Regions from separate parts of the Homo sapiens genome. Here regions 1, 3 and 4 are each linked to region 2. Evidence: chromatin contacts called from ENCODE Hi-C or POLR2A ChIA-PET data. All regions are on one chromosome and are shown on one strand. Each heading gives the region's core, a stretch centred on a gene start or an enhancer-like site at or near the end of the contact. The rest is flanking DNA. Distances are from core to core; before and after follow the strand shown.

What was found. A loop is a pair of places that touch in the nucleus more often than their neighbours do. ChIA-PET counts read pairs that join two places held with the same protein, here RNA polymerase II (POLR2A). Pooled maps may share reads with other maps.
Region 1: a map of B cell shows a loop between it and region 2 (24-fold over the local background). The contact joins the promoter of BBOF1 here to the promoter of FCF1 in region 2. A Hi-C loop is called at or near these places in 2 of 168 maps with a recorded cell type or tissue (B cell and CD8-positive, alpha-beta T cell), 1 of 37 single-sample maps with no recorded cell type and 8 of 50 pooled maps.
Region 3: a pooled map shows a loop between it and region 2 (7-fold over the local background). The contact joins the promoter of ZNF410 here to the promoter of FCF1 in region 2. A Hi-C loop is called at or near these places in 1 of 168 maps with a recorded cell type or tissue (CD8-positive, alpha-beta T cell) and 6 of 50 pooled maps. POLR2A ChIA-PET finds 5 or more read pairs at or near these places in 1 of 52 experiments (activated T-cell).
Region 4: a pooled map shows a loop between it and region 2 (21-fold over the local background). The contact joins the promoter of ALDH6A1 here to the promoter of FCF1 in region 2. A Hi-C loop is called at or near these places in 2 of 37 single-sample maps with no recorded cell type and 10 of 50 pooled maps.

The regions. Positions count from the first base shown.
Region 1 is chr14:74,017,457-74,020,688 of GRCh38, reverse strand. BBOF1 (basal body orientation factor 1) reads right to left here and starts at 1,340. Exons shown (of 12, transcript NM_025057.3): 1 at 1,155-1,340. The coding sequence starts at 1,210. It overlaps ENTPD5 (ectonucleoside triphosphate diphosphohydrolase 5 (inactive)), which reads left to right and starts at 1,401. Exons shown (of 16, transcript NM_001249.5): 1 at 1,401-1,439. RefSeq lists silencers at 1,224-1,473, 1,504-1,573, 1,584-1,723, 1,764-1,833, 1,749-2,043.
Region 2 is chr14:74,711,202-74,714,472 of GRCh38, reverse strand. FCF1 (FCF1 rRNA-processing protein) reads right to left here and starts at 1,329. Exons shown (of 8, transcript NM_015962.5): 1 at 1,273-1,329; 2 at 921-988. The coding sequence starts at 1,275. It overlaps AREL1 (apoptosis resistant E3 ubiquitin protein ligase 1), which reads left to right and starts at 1,393. Exons shown (of 20, transcript NM_001039479.2): 1 at 1,393-1,540. RefSeq lists an enhancer at 1,216-1,495.
Region 3 is chr14:73,885,088-73,888,379 of GRCh38, reverse strand. ZNF410 (zinc finger protein 410) reads right to left here and starts at 1,521. Exons shown (of 12, transcript NM_021188.3): 1 at 1,465-1,521. PTGR2 (prostaglandin reductase 2) reads right to left here. Exons shown (of 10, transcript NM_001146154.2): 10 at 2,654-3,292. RefSeq lists enhancers at 1,462-1,531, 3,163-3,272 and a silencer at 1,582-1,861.
Region 4 is chr14:74,082,328-74,085,702 of GRCh38, reverse strand. It overlaps ALDH6A1 (aldehyde dehydrogenase 6 family member A1), which reads left to right and starts at 1,250. Exons shown (of 12, transcript NM_005589.4): 1 at 1,250-1,356. The coding sequence starts at 1,309. It overlaps LIN52 (lin-52 DREAM MuvB core complex component), which reads right to left and starts at 747. Exons shown (of 6, transcript NM_001024674.3): 1 at 710-747. The coding sequence starts at 728. It also overlaps a transcript of BBOF1 not described here. RefSeq lists an enhancer at 659-838.

The DNA of each region.
Region 1 (3,232 bases), core at 91-2,590, 690 kb after region 2:
CCACTAAAAATAAAAAAATTAGCTGGGCGTGGTGACGGGTGCCTGTAATCACAGCTACTCGGGAGGCTGAGGCAGGAGAATTGGTTGAACCCAGAAGGCAGAGGTTGCAGTGAGCTGAGATCGTGCCATTGCACTCCGGCTTGGGCAACAAGAGCAAAACTTGGTGTCAAGAAAAAAAAAAAAGTACTTGATGCAAGAAATTAGACACTCTAATAGGACCACTGATACTCACTGTAGAAACAAAGCCAGGTTTCTCAAACAATGGGTCATGGAAAATCCAAGGAATAAGGTCTCTTACCCTTAGTGTTCCTCATTGTTCAAATGTGTACTGTAGAAGCATGGTCAAAATCTGAAAACATATGTTAGTGAGTTCTAGGAATGTGATAAGCCCTTGGCACTTTAAGGGCTAGACTAACTGTGCAGTTATGTAAAAACAAAAAAAAAATACCATAAAAGAATACTTACATTAACAAATGGGAAGAAAAAAGCCACATATAAGTATGTACATTGGGCTATCGTTTTATTAAAAAAGAATACTCCAAAATATAGTAGTGTTTATTTTTGGATAATGAGACTACAGGTGATTTTTGTTTTTTCTTTTGGTACTTCCCATGTTTCCCAAACTTTCTGTATTGAGCATGAATTACTCTCTTAAGTTACTTTACAAACATCTCAAGTTTGGTGCCAACTCTGTGTTCCCATATATGGTGTTGTTGCTGGACACCACGTATGACTCCAACGTGTCCAGAAACCACCGGGGTCCCCCAATAGGGCTAGTAGCAATCTAGCAGCAACTCCAGGCCTGTAAGGGGTTAGTGCTAGAACATTACCCACCTCAGTGGCTCTGATCAGTTTGGGAAAACCTCAATAATTATCCAACTTGGTAAAATACTTTAGGTGTCCCCTTTGAACCAAAAGAGATCTCTGAAAAGGCCCAAGGAACTACTTTATACATCCTCTACACGTTTAAGATAATCTGAACACATAGTAGAGATCTGCCAGACTATGGACATGGGAGCTGTAATCCTCACAAGCCGGGAGAGCCGGGGAGAGGGTCCGAGTGGGCCGGCGCGGGGGGCGCCAGGTTGCCAGCCCCAGACCCGAAATCCCAGGCAGGCCCAGGGAGAGGGGACTCTCGGGTGGCTTCTCCTTACTTCGTGTCTTTGCCTTTGCTCTTGCCTTTCTTTTTGTCCTTTCCCTTCGACGGCATCTTGGCTTCCCCAGGGGCTCCGCTGTCGTAGTTGCCCAGCCGCGGCCGCCCTGGCCAGCTCTGTCTCCAAGGGAACCGGGACGCCGAGCTGGCAATGCCCCACCCGCGCCGCTGACGGCGCGCGGAGAGCGCACGCGCCCGTGACGTAGCCCAGGCGCCGCGGCGCGCGGGGTGGGGCGGAGGTCGCGCCGAGGGCGGCGGGCTGCCGCGCAAGGGTGGCGCGCGCGCGGTGAGTGTGCGAGTGTCGGCGGCGCCGGATCCTCTACGTGGGGCCCGGGCTCTGCGGGCGGGAGGCGGGAGCTGGCAGCCCCAGGCGGTAGCGCTTCGTCCTGCGGCCTGGGTGTGTCAGGAGTCGCTGCGGTCGGGGCGCCCTTGCCTCAGGAGACTTAGATCCCCGCTGATCCGCCCGTCCCGCCGCAGTGGTCTGAGCCGCAGCCCTTTCCCGTGCCGCCCGCGGGTCCCGTTCCTCCCGTGTCTCCATGCCGCAGCCAGCGTGGCCGCGGCTACCTTGCCCTCGCCCCCGCTCCGCTTCTGCCGCTCCCGGCACTGCCTTACTCCTTTGGGTTGCATCTCTTTCCTGGCTTTTCACCCTTGCTGATTCTGTAAGGGATAGTGCAGCCAGCGGACGTCCCAGGCCAAATGTTTTTTGATAGGCAGTCGAGGACTTTCCCGAGGGCGGTGGTTGAGGGCGAGGCTGCCAGCCTCCGAAGAGCAGCGGCACGCCAGGGAGCCGGGCGGGGAGGGGAGTGCTGCCACCGAGGTCGGGAGCAGGGTCCTCGGCCTCACTAGGTCCTGTGTGGCCGATACTTCCTGCCCACGACCGCCCCCCGGATTTCCATTTGCTAATACCGGTCCGCAGCCTTCTTTCCTGAAAGTTGCATAAAGTTGGAAGCTCTTCAACTTGCCTCCCCGACTCCTGAAATCCCGAATACACCTCTGAAAAGGAGTGTACTCACAAGTATTCTCATTTTTCAATGAGAGTCAGTCAGTGAGTCATTAAGGAAGGTACGGTATTCTGAGTGCCAAGCCAATAGTTAGGAGACTTGTGGTTGAAGCTCTGCTCTGTTATACTCCATTTCAAATTAAAAAGTTTATTTTAAATGTGGTTGTAGATCCTTCGTCACCATTTCTCTAGGGAGGACTTAATCCGTACACTCCTTCCCGATGTCTTTGACCTCTAATTACTCCCCTCCGCCTTGTTTCCCACTTGCATAGTTTCTGTTTCTGAATTTCTGTTTCTTCTGAGGGAACATGCCGATTTGGTAATGATAAGCCTTGTAAACTTTTTTTTTTTTTTTTCTGAGAGAGAGTCTTCTGTCACCCAGGCTGGAGTGCAGTGGGGCATCTCGGCTCCCTGCAACCTCCACCTCCTTGGTTCAAGCGATTCTCCTGCCTCAGCCTCCCCAGTAAGTGGGACTACAGGTGCATGCCACCACACCCGGCTAATTTTTGTATTTTTGGTAGAGATGGAGTTTCACCATGCTGGCCAGGCTGGTCTCGAACTCCTGGCCTCAGGTGATCCACCTGCCTCGGCCTCCCAAAGTGTTGAGATTACAGGCGTGGGCCACCGCCCCGGCTGTAAACCTTTTTTTTGAGACAAGAGTTTTGCTCTTGTTGCCTAGGCTGGAGTGCAATGGCGCAATCTCGGCTCACCACAACCTCTGCCTCCCGGGTTCAAGCAATTCTCCTGCCTCAGCCTCCCCAGTAACAGACTATAGGTGCGTGCCACCATGCCAGGCTAATTTTTGTATTTTTGGTAGAGACAGAGTTTCACCATGCTAGCCAGGCTGGTCTTGAACTCCTGGCCTCAGGTGATCCACCCGCCTTGGTCTCCCAAAGTGTTGAGATTTACAGGCATGAGCCACCGCCCCCGGCTGTAAAATTTTTTTTTTTTTTTTTTGAGACAGAGTTTTGCTCTTGTTGCCCAGGCTGGAGTGCAATGGCACGATCTCGGCTCACCGCAACCTCCACCTCCCAGTTCAAGCGATTCTCCTGCCTCAGCCTCCCGAGTAGCTGGGATTA
Region 2 (3,271 bases), core at 80-2,579:
TATAAAGGGCTAAAATGTAAAAACGCATATACAGAACTTAACCCTTAACTAGAAAGAAATTATTATTAATGGAGTGTCATTCCTAAAAATTACACAATACATCCACACTAAAGGCTGAGAATAATAATTCTGAAGGTTTTAACGACTATTCTCTTATTCTGAGACTCTTTTTTGTATTTTTAGTGGAGACAGGGTTTCACCGTGTTGGCCAGGCTGGTTTTGAACTCCTCACCTCAGGTGATCCACCCGCCTCAGCCTCCCAAAGTGCTGGGATTACAGGCGTGAGCCACTGCGCCCGGCTTTCTGAGACTCTTAAACTCAGTGAAGATCAGTCTTTATTTAATAGCTATGCTTATTCTACACTTAAGCAGGGACACCGCTTTGATCCTCTTCATACTAGGGAATTTCACTTCACTTTCTTCTTCCACAGTGATTTGGATTCTTATATTAGTAAGACTTATAAAATGGAGATATCTTGGAGTTTTCCCATTTTCTCTGACAAAAATATTTGAGTACCAGGCACTGGAAACGCCAGACAAACAAGGTCTCTAACCTTGCCATCTTTCAACAAGAAACACTCCCCTCGCCCCACCCCAGGGGAATGTAGTAGTGTAATGGTAAAAACATAAAGAGAACTATACGGACTTCACCGAACTGACATGAGGTTTAAATGCGATATGGCAGACAAAGCATATAACGGTAGAAAAAGTGAACACTTAAGAAATGTTTAATTCCCATCGCCTTTCCCAGTGTGATCGCTCAGCAGCTAAATTACTGTTAAACACTGGCTATCTCATGCTATATAAATCTAAGACACGATAATAAGCAAAAAACAAAATAATAACAACAAACATTTTTACTACTTATCCTCTCTAGACTCTTATTAGAATATCCCTGGGCAGTTGATTCCAGACACTCACAGCCTCTGATCTCTGAGACTAAGCATTCGCTTCATGGTCGCATACTTCCTTGTTTTCTTTTGCTTCCCCTTGAAACAGAAATTTTAGAATTAAAAAAGTTGGAAACACACGGCATCTTTTAAAGTCTCTTCTTTTCTCTTGTCTATTGCCTTCCCTTCTTGCCTCAAATAACCCAGACCCTCTTCCCCACTCTGTAAAGCATAACAGTCACCGCTTGGAGAAGTTTAAGAGCTAAGACCAGAATGAAAATATGCTAGGATAATGTGAAGGAAATTTGGCCACGGTCTGACTACCTCCTTCTCCACCCAAAAAGTGGCCTGATAACGTCCCTTCTTGGACCGTCTTCTCTCACCATGGTCACGCCAAACTCCTGGTTCTTCCGTAATCACCAACGGCGCAATACTTCTACGTCATTCACATACTGCTTCCGGCAAAGGATAGCCCGGAAGCGGAAACTCCTTGGGGAAAGGGCAATCCCCCGAGCCGGTTCCCAGGCCGGGTGGAGACCAACTCTGGGGTCTGTTGGTGGGAGAGTGGGGAGCCCGTCTTCTGCTGAGTGCTGCCGCCCCTTCCCAGGACAGCGGAGGTGGAACTTCGTCGCGCTGCAACCCCCGGCTCGGGTAACGTTTCTCTCCAGCCTTAGGCAGAGCCCAGAAGACCTGCCTTTACCAGAGTTCCAGAGAGAGAGGGAGGAAAAGGGTAGGGGGGTTCAGACTCCTGGTTTGCCCAGTAGTTTGGGGGAACACATTCTCCTCACCCTGTAGCGTTGGGGTATCCGGTGTCTATGGTCCAGCCCTGAGGCTGTGGTTCCTATTTGGTTTTCCTAGCCGATATGGTGCTTTGTGCAGCTAGGTGGATGATTGTTCTCGAGTATATACCGTGTACTCCTCTCGGTGAAGAGAGAAATGAAGCAGTGTTTGAGGGCCTAGACTATCGCTAGAGAATTGGGGCATAAGCTTGCATATGTTACTACTTACCCAAGCCAAGAAAATGGTGAGATACAATGCACATTTATTGTGAAGCCTTGGTGTGTCATCTTTAAGTAAAAAGGGAGAATTTGTGAGAACAAGGAGCGAAAGGTAGCTTTTTTCTTTGAGTACCTGCTATGTATTCCAGTGGTTCTTAACTTTTTGGAGATAACTTATTTCTTGAAAGTTTGTGGAAAGCCAGGAACAATTCTTTAAAAAATGGGCACACATACAGTTTGTAATACACTTAATGAGATTGGTGGACTCTGAAGCCCATCCGTGGACCCTCTGGGTGTCTGTAAACTTTAAATGAAAACCCCCATCCTGTATACTGTACTTGTCACTTTATTCATATTACCTTCTTTGACCTTCTCAATAACATAAATTCTTTTATTTTACATATGGGGAAATTGAGCCCCAGACTTTGTTCAGGGGTCTGTTTGAGTCTCGTGATTCCAAAGTCTGTACTTGTATTTCTTTTTTTCTTTTTCTTTCTTTCTTTCTTTCTTTTTTTTTCTTTTTTTTTTTTTTTTTTTTTTTTTTTTTGCACTTTGTCTTCCATTCTCCAGCTACTGATCAAGCTGGGAACGGAATGGGTACCTCTGTCATACTTTTCTTATTGCATGATGCTATCCTAGAGTTGGAAGTAAAATATGTTATCAGGTTTAAAAAAGAAGGTGACCATTGTATAACCCTTATGATGAAAACACGTTTATTGTTTAACACGAACTTTGGAGTCTGACTGATGGGGTTAAAATCCTTGCTCTGCCTTATAACTCGCCATGACATTGGGTGAGTTAATCTATCTGCATCTCAGTTTCTTTATCTGTAAAATGGAGATAATCATAGTAGCACTCTTTTATTGGGATGTTATCAGGACTTATGTTTATTCATAGTTAACATGCGAGGTCCCTAGAAGAGTGTAAACCAGACTACTCAGAGTGTTTTCTGTTGTTACCATTGTGTGTCTTCCAACTTGAGGATGTGTGGCAGGGTTGGAATTTTATGCCAATTTTATTTTATTTTATTTTATTTTATTTTTGAGACAGAGCCTCCCTCTGCTGCCCAGGTTGGAGTGCAGTGGCGCAATCTCGGCTCACAGCAACCTCCCCCTCCCAGGTTCAAGCAATTCTCCTGCCTCAGCCTCCCGAGTAGCTGGGACTGCAGGCATGTGTGTGCCACCATACCTTGCTAATTTTTGTATTTTTAATAGAGATGGGTTTCACCATGTTGGCAAGGCTGGTCTCAAACTCCTGACCTCAGGTGATCTGCCCACCTCGGCCTCCCAAAGTTCTGGGATTACAGACGTGAGCCACTGTGCCAAGCCCCAATTTTTTTTTTTTTTTTTTGAGACGGAGTTAGTTTCGCTCTTGTTACCCAGGC
Region 3 (3,292 bases), core at 272-2,771, 830 kb after region 2:
ACAAATGATACCTACATTTTTCTCTAGTCATCTCTTCTGAACTCCAAACCTTCATTTCTAACTGCTTGCTAGGTATCTCCACATGTATATCCAACAGCATCTCAAACCTAACAATGTCCAAAATCCAGATTATTATCTTCCTTACCAAACCTGTTCTTCTTGTATTACCTATTTCAATGATCGCCCAATCTTCCTCCCACTCAGCTGCAAATTCTAGGTCTTTAAATCTCTCTCATTCTCCATTTTTAAATAATTCCCGTGATTCTCTGTTCCCAGAATGTTCTCTGTTCCCTACTGTAATGCCCTGTTTAGGTCTCTCAGTAACTTTCTACTATACTATTAAAACAGGCCTCTAACTGGTCACCCCGCGTTTAAAATTCCTCTTTCCAATACATCCTTTATGCAGCCATTCAAGTTATCTTTCCAAAACAAAGAAATGCTTATGTCACTTCTACTCAAAGTTCAGTGCCTCGGAAAAATTGTCATAGCCCTAAAGGTAAACCCCTTCGTTTACAGAAAAACTCCCCAGAGCTAGAGATTCAGCAACTTGCCAAAAATTAGACATCTACTTAGATGCAAAACGTAAAAAACTAGAACTTAAAACTTCTGACTGCTACTTTAGTTGTCTTTTACTCTGCACCACACTAAGAAAAAACCAAGTGCAATTTCTCACTCCCTAACAAAATGCCCGACTTTATTTCCAAATGTTTTTTATTTATTGCAAATATGCTGCGTTGACCTTCGTTCCAACCTAAGTACTAATTCTTAAGTCCCAAGTTAATAATATTTAACTTCCAAATGGTGCCTAAATGCATTTCTGAGCCTCATGATCAAGTGGGATAAACTTTAATAAATTGGATTATCTTGAGAAACTTCAGAAAATAAATTCGACACGAAATGTATGAAGGCCGTAAACAATCCACACACTCCTGCCCCCCGAACTGACAGGCAAAGGAGAAACGGGCGACCCAGCCCAGCCGAGTAGGCAGCTGTCCCTTTTCCAAACCCAGAAAGTAAGTGGTATGAAAGGAGAGGGTAGCTCTGGACTGAAACATTCAGGGCAAGGCCTCCTGGCATCCTCTACCCCACACCACAAAGGCCTCAGAAATAAGGCCCCAAGGTCCGTAGGCAGGCCCCGGCTGCGGGTGCAGTCCAAGAGCCCCCGCCCCGGGGACTCGCTGACTCTGGCTTTCTCAGGACAGTCTGTTCCTATATCCCTACCCCCAAAACCAAGCAAAGGAGCAAGAACATCGCCCCTAAAAACCCGCGAGGGGAAGGGCCAAAGCCGCAGGGCTTCAGACTGGCCGCTCCCGGGCCCGCCAGATCCAGGAGGGATGCCCAAGGAGGGCGGTTTCCTCTCTCGGGGCGAACTCGGCCCCAGGCCCCAAGTAGCCGGTACTGGCCCCCGCCCTCTCGGGTACTACCTAACCGAGGAGGGGTGGCCAGGCCCACCTCGGAGCTCACCTTCCAGTTCCGGGAAGCCGGCCGGCCGTCAGTCGGTCCCGAATTCCGTCCACACACAGCGTCTTCCGGCTCCCGCCGGAAGCAGCTCGAGCGCGGGACAGGAAGTTTGGCTGACCCCCCACGCACACACCCACTCGCTCGCCTCAGTGTCGTGTGGCTGCCGCACTGCTCGGGACCCAGACGTCAAGGGTGCTGGCGGGGCCTCCCCAGGCCCGCGACGCAGGGCTCCGCCCCGGACAGGAGGAGCCGCAGCCGCCCCGCTCCCACTCACTCACTCACTCTCGGCCTTCGGGACTCCTATGTCCGCGAAGCCCGAAAAAACAGGTCAGCTAATTCGTTGACGTCACTGCCACCCCGCAGTAGCGGAGGGAGTAGTTTTTCCCATCAGCGGAGGCGTTGCAATGGAGGCAAACGCGAAAGAAAAGATCACTGCTTAAACATTTATCAAAGGTCTCCATGGAGAGGACCTTCGAAGTTTCACCGCCCGAGAAAGGAACTTGCAGAATCAAGTTTTGCATTATATACGGGACGGGGTATGCAGTGAGTCTGGGTTCCGTGTTGTAATTAGGATGTAAAGAGCTCTTGGATGTCCCGACTGCGGGCTTGAACACTTGACTTCCAAGCTGGATGCCACCTTGTTAAAGCTTTGTGAGTTTGACTGACTTCTTGAAATTACTTATTTTAAAATATTTGCGTGCGGAAGAATGAGAGACTCAACCGTGGGAATTAAAGGAGTTCTCTTTAAAAAGGCATTTTCAAGGTTAAAGATAAGCCTTGATGACAGGTTTGGGTACACAAATTACTAATGGTGATTTAAAATAAAGGAGAAACATTTCAGAGGAAGATAATTCCACTTTAGAAAAGCAGAGTAGGCCGGACTCCGTGGCTCACGCCTTTAATCCCAGCACTTTGGGAGGCTAAGGTGGGCGGATCACGAGGTCAGGAGATCGAGACCATCCTGGGTAACGCCGTGAAAACCCGTCTCTACTAAAAACACAAAAATTAGCCGGGCGTGGTGGCACGCGCCTGTAATCCTAGCTACTCGGGAGGCTGAGGCAGGAGAATCGCTTGAACCCGGGAGGCGGAGGTTGCAGTGAGCCGAGATCGTGCCGCTGCACGCCGGGCGACTGAGCAAGACTCCATCTCAAAAAAGAAAAGAAAAGAAAAAAGCAGAGTATAAGATGCAATCCAGAGTTGAGGATATTTACTTGGAGGTAAAGGTCCAGTGCTCAAGAAAGAGGTCAGAAATACAGATGGAGATTTGGGAGTTAGCAACATACAGAGAAAAGTGAAACCCCCTCAGGCGATGAAATGGTCCAGGAAAAGTAACAAAAAAGGGCCACTCACGAAAACTGGGGAGGCTGATTACCAACACAGTTTGAATCTACTTATTACAAATGTTGCATACAAAAGTATATTGGCAGTGTGTAGACAATCATAAGCCAAAACATTCAGAAACAATAATCTTCAGTTTTACTGTTCTGCGAGGGTTGAGTACAATTAATAAAACAAACTTTTGAGGTACATCAGTAGTTCCTGAACATTCATGTTTACAAACATTTGTTAATTTGCCCAGTCCTGTCATTTTCTGAAACTGTCTTTGTTGTCAATCTGTTTTTGTTTTTTGAGATGGAATTTCACTCTTGTCGCCCAGGCTGGAGTGCAATGGTGCAAGCTCAGCTCACGGCAACCTCCCCCTCCCAGGTTCAAATGATTCTCCAGCCTCAGCCTCCTGAGTAGCTGGGATTACAGGCGTGTGCCACCACGCCCAGCTAATTTTTGTATTTTTAGAGAGATGGGGTTTCACCGTGTTGGCCAGGCTGGTCTT
Region 4 (3,375 bases), core at 1-2,500, 630 kb after region 2:
ACTTGAAATGACTTGCATTTTACACAATATATAAACAGAAATCGTTAATTCACTCAGCCTTAAGAAACAACACGTAAAGCAGATGGAAGACAGGTTGCGACCTGTGCAAGACGACACTTAAAAGCTCAATACTGATTCTCCTCGCGACTCTCAGGGCGAGGGGCCGAGAACGTCCCCCGCTTCTCTTGCTGCCACGGCAATGGTCCCAAACTGAGGAGACAGGAGAGAGATCATGTTTCTCTTGCGGTTCAGTATCGAGATGAGGTCAGCCAGCAGCCCTGCGAGGGTTTGTGAGAATCATTCCATCCGTGCGCTCAATCAGAAGAGAACTGATCCTTTCAATGGGTACCCCAAGGAAAAAACTACAGTAAGCCACGTCCTCCAGAAACATCTCCTCCTCGACCCTCAGCCTCGCCCAAATAGAGATAAGGAAGGCACAGGGCGACCCCCCTGTCCTTTTACCCAGAATGAGTCCCTCCCTAGTGCCCTCCTCCACACGCCTGGTACAGAGCGGGGAAACTGGGCACCTCCGGAGCTGCTGTGAAGAACCGGTGAGCTGAAGACGGCGATGGATCTCAAGAAAAAAAATAAAAGGGAAAGGAGAAGAGCCCAAGAAAGAAATGTATGTTCGAGGGGCAGAGACAGAGTGGATGTTCCCAGTAGAGCAAAGAAGGAGGCTGCAGGCAAAGATCTCTAAGCCGGCTCTTACCGTCTGTGGGAGACGCCATCTTCCAACCCATGTCACGTGACGTGGCCAACCGTCGGCGGGAAAACGAGGTTCCATAAGCCACGCCCCCAAAGAGAAACCCTATCCCCAACTCGCAGCCCAGTCTCATTCCCTCGCCTCATAGGGCAATCTTTGCCTAGCCCCGCCCCTAAGTATAGCCACGCCCCTTACGCGGATGTTGAGGTGGAGCGACTGCAAAATTCTTGAAGGGTCTTATTTACTTTTTTCAGTGGGGGGGTGGGGCCTCGGTTCCGCCCTTGGCCAATCGGAGTTCCAGGTTAGGGGGGCGTCTTCCCCGTGTGCTCGGTAGGGAGTGTCCAAGTCAGGGGCGTCTTCTCTACCTCCGCCTACGTCATTGGCTGAGGTGGCAGAGGGCGAGAGCATTTTCGCTCCTAACCAATCACTTATCCCCAGGACGGGGGTGTGAGGAGAGGAATCAGGTGTTCGGACCAGTGATTGGCTGGAGAAAATAGTCCTCCCCACCAATGAGGAAGCCTGGCAGGATGGAGGGCGAGGCCTGGCAGCTGTAGTGCTTCTGGGCAGTAGAGGCGCGGGGTGCGGAGCTAGGGCGGCCGAGAGCCATGGCGGCGCTATTGGCGGCGGCGGCAGTGCGAGCCCGGATCCTGCAGGCGAGTGAGGGTGGTGCCAAGGCACCATGAAGCTAGGAATTGGATCCTTTCCGTCCGCTCCCTGAGCCATCCTCGGGCGGGACCACCTTCTTGGCCCAACCCCTTTTTGGCCAGACCTCCTACCCGACCTGTGCGGCCCTGTCCCATGCCCAGCCCTCACTTCATAACCTCCCTGGTCCCGGATCCAACCCTGGGCTGTTACCCTTGGCCCTCTACCCTTTTACTCCTAAGCCTCCTCTTTTCTGGCTCTCGCCCACTCTCCTTCTCCAGCTCTGCCCGCTCCCTGCTGTCACTCTCTTGCCCTCATCTCTCCATCCGCCCACCGTCTTTCCTTTTTACCTCTGCACCAGCCTTCTCTCTCTCCCCCAGAAACTACTCTTTTTGGTTACTCTGTCCCCTGCCGTGAGCGTCCACTTTGCCATTGCTCCCTTCCCCCACCCTACTTCACTATCCGTGGTGATCTGAGGTAAGGGGGAGGGGGGACGCGAGGGGCGAGGGTCAGTGTATGAACTTTGAATTTCCTTCTAGAGGTGGACTCTAGATTTTCACCAAAGGCAGCCATTTGCTAAGCTATTTTCCCTAAGTGTGGCTCTTTGTATTTTCCATGGACTGGCTGTCCCCTTTCTTGCCAAAACTTTGAGTTAAACTTTTTCTCAGCTAAGTTACAGTTTACATAGATAGGGCACATCTACATAGATAGGGTAGATAAGGGCACACAGTTAAAGCTACCAGTATGTTCCATGTATGTTCAAGGTACCAAACATCTTTAAAACGGGTGATAGAAAGTGGGAGCCAGGTAAGACAAGAAGTCTAAGTTCCCACCCCAAAATCAGCTCTTCTAGTGCTACACACCCTCATCTCTGCACTTGGGGGATTGAGTCCTCTCTGAAGCCAACCTAAGGAGAAATGGTAAAGCTACAGGAGTTGCATGCCTGAGGCCTGTAATCTCCAACTCTGTTTATAGTCTTTCCCCTGTTCATGGCCTACCAAGGATTTAGAGTATGTGGCAAGATTTACCGCAGGCAAGAAACAGTCTGCAAGAAACAACAGTGCCGTTCTTATTCATTACATCCAGTCTGAGAATTTCCTCTATATTGCTGAGCTTTTAGGTAATATTAGTATTCACCAGGTTTCCGTGAGTTCTAGTAAAGAAACTTGGGCAGTTTTAAGATTCTTGGCAGAGTCAGCAAAGATTCATTTTTAAATATGCTATTTAATGGGGAAGGTAGAAAGGATGAGTTTGAAGGGTTTGGCAGATGGTCTGGCCTCACTCATATTTCTTGCTGCGATCCTTGTTCTGTTCTAGTATCTTTTTTTAGTAGCAGGAAAACAAAGTTTCCACCCTATATTTTTCTTACCAACTTCTTGAAATCTTTTACTGAAATTGGCTTTTTTCCTTTGCCTCCTCTTCCCCTCCCATCACAATGAGTCATTGAGAACCTTAAGAAAGTATTTTGTCCTTTTCCATCAAGGAGAAGAATCTCTCTTTCCATGTACTTTTATTTCAGAAACAGACACTATGTATTTTCTGATTCATTTGGAGAAACTTCTGAAGTGACCTGGAAAAGAACAGATAGAGTAATCCTCAGCCAACTAGGAGTTGTAACGTGAATCTTTGATTAAAAGTTCGATAAAAAGTAGCCTACGGGCCAGGCGCTGTAGCTCCTGCCTGTAATCCCTGCACTTTGGGAGGCCAAGGTGGGTGGATCACCTGAGGTCAGGAGTTCGAGACCAGCCTGACCAACATGGTAAAACCCCTTCTCTACTAAAAATACAAAAATTAGCCGGGTGTGGTGGCGGGCGACTGTAATCCCAGCTACTCAGGAAGTTGAGGCAGGAGAATCGCTTGAACCCGGAAGACGGAGGTTGCAGTGAGCTGAGATCGTGCCATTGCACTCCAGCCTGGGCGACAGAGCAAGACTCCATCAAAAAAAAAAAAAAAAAAAAAAAAAACCTCGATTTTGGCAGCCATGAATATTAGAGAACTATCAAAAGGATTTATAGAGGAGAAAGTTAATG